Linked DNA regions of Homo sapiens: region 1 is linked to region 2. A link is an interaction called in ENCODE POLR2A ChIA-PET data of the cell type or tissue named here. Cell type or tissue: A673. All regions are shown on one strand.

Evidence for each region. ChIA-PET counts read pairs that join two places held together with the same protein. Peaks named below come from ENCODE experiments on the same cell type or tissue, not always from the same donor. Only the 100,000 strongest peaks of a DNase experiment are listed, where the experiment ranks them.
Region 1: POLR2A ChIA-PET joins it to region 2 with 5 read pairs; 2 of 35 experiments call an interaction of 5 or more read pairs at or near these places.

What each region holds. Positions count from the first base shown.
Region 1 is chr4:109,379,886-109,382,385 of GRCh38, reverse strand. No RefSeq gene overlaps it. Among named protein-coding and RNA genes, the nearest start is that of SEC24B, 53 kb to the left of the region's middle. In A673, no CTCF peak of the experiment used is centred here; no DNase peak of the experiment used is centred here.
Region 2 is chr4:108,673,560-108,676,059 of GRCh38, reverse strand. No RefSeq gene overlaps it. Among named protein-coding and RNA genes, the nearest start is that of OSTC, 24 kb to the right of the region's middle. In A673, no CTCF peak of the experiment used is centred here; DNase peaks (open chromatin) are centred at 1,019 and 1,479; H3K27ac peaks cover 2,072 bases.

The DNA.
Region 1 (2,500 bases), 710 kb before region 2:
AATGTTTAATAACCAGTCCTCTGGAAAGGAGAAAGTTGAAGACCCCATTTATACATTTGCTCATTTCTGTGGTGTAAATACCCTGAAAATAGCTGATTTCGAGCTATCAACATTACTGAAGATGGAGCTGGGAAGAGGTGAGCATAAGTGACACTCAAAAGTCAGTACTGGCTGTACTCATTACTTTGGATTCCATAAATTTAAGCATAAAGTTTGAGATTGAGTTGTTATACTTAAATGTTAGTTGAATGAATTGTGGACGAGTAAACTAAGACTATGGGACTGGAATTTTATTTTTTGGGTAGGGAAAAATTTAGTGTGAATAAAGACTTTAACATCTCAGAGTATTCTTCCTGGATTTTAGTGAACGTCACAAAAGTAACAACAGAAAGAAAATTAAGAATGCATTTATTGAGAATGTATTCTTTAAATAGCACTCTTTATTACATACTGTAACAAATCAGGCTATTTAAACACAGGCTGTTTTCAGCATAGCACTTTATGGCAATAAAACACTTTGCAAATCAATTTTATTGTTCCTCTCTACAACCTCAAGAGGTAATAGATATGAGTTCCCTATTTTTACAGATGAAGAAAGTAAGGCACAAAGAGATCTTCAAACTTTCACATAGTGTGTTAATAGAAAAACTGGGATTAAGACTTGAGTCCTGGAATTTCCCAGTCATAGTTTATTAGGTTATGTTTTCTGAAATGTGCATAATTTAAAATGGGACTTTAATTGGCTTTGGTCTGCAGGGGTGGCTATGCTTTCTATTGGTACAGTGTTGCAGACCTGAGCTACATTATGATGCTTGTCCTGTCCCTTCTTGCCAGCCTTGATCTGTCCAGAGTCTTTGCTGAGAAGGGCCCTTAGAGGGCCATGATTTTTATAGGATTCCTAAAATCATTCGTCCCCCAAACCACAGCTGCTTGGATTAGAGGTGAACACCAGACCCAGGGGTGACCGATCAATAGATTGGCCTGTGGCCTAAACATAACAGGACTGTCATACTCCTCTCCAGAATTTGGAATAACAAAGAATGAGAAAATTAGTGTGGGTGCTGCAAGGTAAAAATCATGATGTAAAGATATGCTGGAAAGGCCAGGGTGGACTGTGGTTAACTAAAATCACGAGAGCAGAAATTACTAGTAAGTAGAAAGTTTGACTTAGAGAACAGAGAAAGATTAGATAAGGAAGCAAGTCGTTAGAGTAAGAAAAATAAATAAATATTCAGGAAAAATAAATAGACACCATGAGAGACAAACCATGTAGCAATTGATAGCTGGTGGAGACAGAGCAGCCAATTCTTAGGGCTGCTCCTGTGACTGGCAGCTTTCCAGCTTCTATCCATGTATATATGTACAAGTTCTGCTGCACAAAACAGGAACTCTGCATTAGTGACTTAGCCCAAAGGGGGTTTGTAGTCTTCACATAACAAGAAGTCTGCAGGCAGGCGGCTCAGGGCTGGAGCAGCAGCTCCACAACATCAACAACACACCAAGCTGCACTAGCTTTCCACTTCACCATCCTGGACAAGCAGCTTTTCTCCTCATATTTGCCATCTCACAGCCTCCAGCTTCACATCTATTTCCATGAGGGAAGAAATGATGAAGATAAATGTGTTTTCCATGTATAAGTATCAGAAATGCAAAACTTCCCCCAAAAATCCTGCTTTTTTTCTCATTACCTAAACAGTGACATGGACTCTTCGCAACAAAAACTTTTTTTTTTTTGAGACAGAATCTCACGCTGTCGCCAGGGCTGGAGTGCAGTGGCATGATCTTGGCTCACTGCAACCTCCGCTTCCTGGGTTCAGGCGATTCTCCTGCCTCAGCCTCTCAAGTAGCTGGGATTACAGGCGCCTGCCATTATGCCCAGCAAATTTTTTGTATTTTTAGTAGAGACGGGGTTTCACCGTGTTGGCCAGGCTGCTCTTGAACTCCTGACCTCATGATTCACCCGCCTCGGCCTCCCAAAGTGCTGGGATTACAGGTGTGAGCCACTGCGCCCGGCCAAGCAAAACTTTAAGAAATATAAACCCTTCTCCTTTTTCTGTTTTTAGCTTAGCACATTGTTGCCCAGGACAAAATTGGGAGTCCAGGGCTGGGTGCGGTGGCTCACGCCTGTACTCTCAGCACTTTGGGAGGCCAAGGCAGGTGGATCATGAGGTCAGGAGTTCAAGACCAGCCTGGCTAAGATGGTGAAACCCCATCTCTACTAAAAATACAAAAATTAGCCACACATGGTGGCATGCACCTGTAATCCCAGCTGCTCAGGAGGCTGAGGCAGGAGAATCGCTTGAACTCGGGAGGCAGAGGTTGCAGTGAGCCAAGATCACGCCACTGCACTCCAGCCTGGGTGACAGAGTGAGACTCCATCTCAAAAAAAATAAAATAAATAAAATAGAATAAAAAAGAAAGAAAGAAAATTGGGAGTCCAGTTAGTAAGAAGAAGGGAAAGACTGGTGAAGCAACTAGCACTGCCTTCCCAGCATACTTG
Region 2 (2,500 bases):
ATCTGATAAGTTTGACCTCTGTCCTGGAAACCATGCCACAATTAAGATAATGAACATATAATGTGGAATCTAGAAAAGTTGAACAGTAAAATCGTGGTTACTAGAGGCTAGAGAGTAGGAGAATTGGGGAGATGTTGGTCAAGGAGCACAAAATTTCAGTTAGGTGGGAGGAATTAGTTCAAGAGATCTATTGAACATCGTGGTGAATATAGTTAATAACAATATATTGTATACTTGAAAATTACTGAGAGAGTAGATTTTAAGTATTTTCACCAAAACAAAAGGTAAATATGTGAGGTAATTCACACATTAATTAGCTTGCATAGCCATTCCACAATGTGTGTGTGTGTGTGTGTGTGTGTATATATATATATATATATATGCACATCATGTTGTACACTGTAAATGTATACAATATACAATTTTTGCCAATTAATTAAATTTAAAAATATAAACTTAAAATACCGTCAAACATGTTGTATAGATTAATCTTGAATATGACTGACTTATTTTCTTCAAGTCAGACATTTTAAAAGGCCAGAATTATGAAACATTAAATAGAAAAATATTACCCTCACTTCCTTGCTAGGTATGTCCTTGGTGATGTAGGGCTGGACTCACAAAAGAGCACTTCCAACACTACTGTTAATAAAGTCAGGAAAAGATGCCATGTGGCATCCTATTTTTAAAATCTATATTCACTAATGAGTATATATGCGAAGTTATAGCTGGTCTTCACTTGAAATGGTACTTCATAGGCACGTTCCTCAACTTTACTTAGATAACTAAATTTATAGAGTACTATACTTTCTGAATAGAGCCCAGAGTTTTGCTCTTTGATAAGCTGTGTCAAGACAAGACCGTTTTTTATCTCCCCAGAATTCCCTTGGCTATTTTCAAGTCCCACAGACTGGTAGACTATGTGAATTAAAAAGAATTTTTGTCATCTAGAAAGCCAGCTGAGGGGAACTGATCAGCCCAGTAATGTTTTCAGTGCCTCCTCACAGATAGAACCCAACCTCTCTCGGTTAAAAGGCAGCTGGGCCTGTGTCCATTCAGGAGAGGATCCTAGTACTATACTTGTAACCTTTAGTCAAGTTAATGAAAAGCTTGGCATATGGGGGGATAATCTTTGGCGTATGTTTATAATATCCCCTGTATTTTAAAATTTTAAATAATTTTATTAAGATATATCTTGGAGTCCATCGTTTTCGGTCAGTTTTTCCGGTTACTACATGATCTTTCAAAATAGTTTCAAATCTCTTATTTCAGGAAAAATAATTTGTAAGTATAATTTAAGTATTATAATCCTTCCTTCCTTCCTTCCTTCTTTCCCTCCCTCCCTCCCTTCCCTCCCCTCCTTCCCTCCCTCCCTCCCTTTCCTTCCTTCCTTCCTTCCTTCCTTCCTTCCTTCCTTCCTTCCTTCCTTCTTCTATCTTTTTCTTTGCATTTTTAGCTACTGGAAGGGGCTGGGGCCCTGGTGATGCCCTGAGGCATCCTGTTCAATTGATCTTAATGAGCAGCTTCCCATTCTCTTCATCCATGGGTTTCTGATGGTATCCATTTTTTACATCCAATTTTTAATACTATTGATTTCCTTCATAAACTACCAAGGTAGCCTACATTTTTTTTAAAAAAAAAAAAGTAAAATAAAATGAAAATATCCATCACCCAAAAAAGTTTCCTTATGACCTTTTGTCACTCCTCCCTCTCATACCTCCCACTCTTCTCCCCAGACCTCACCCCCACAACCATATACAACTAGATAGAAGTCATTCGTCAGATATATATTTTGCAAGTATCTTCCAACAGCCTGAGGCTTGCCTTTTAATTTTCTTAACAGTATCTTTTGAAAAGAAAAAGTTTTTAATTTTAATCCAGTCTAGTTGATTGATGTTCTTTTCATTTATAGCTTATGCTTTTGTGTATCATATTTAAAAATCTTTGCCAAGCCCAAGGTCACTACATTTTTCATCCATGTTTTCTTCTAGAAGTATTATGATTCAGGCTCTTATATTAAAGTCTGTGATCCATGTCATTCATGAAGTTTTGTAAATGGTGAGGTAAGCGTTGAAGTTTTTTTTTTTTTTTTTTTTTTTTTTGCATATGGTTATCCAATTGCCCCAGCACCATTTGTTAAAAAGGCTATTCTTGCCGGGAGCGGTGACTCACACCTGTAATCCCAGCAATTTGGGAGGCCAAGGTGGGCAGGTCACCTGAGGTCAGGAGTTCGAAAACAGCCTGGCCAACATGGCAAAACCCCATCTCTACTAAAAATTAGCTGGGCATGGTAGCAGGCACCTGTAATCCCAGCTACTCAGGAGGCTGAGGCAGGAGAATCACTTGAACCCAGGAGGTAGAGGTTGCAGTGAGCTGAGATCATGCCACTGCACTCCAGCCTGGGCAACAGAGAGAGACTCTGTCTCAAAAAAAAAAAAAAAAAAAGCTATTTGTTCCTCATTGAATTGCCTTGGAACTTTTACCAAGTCAATGGGTCATA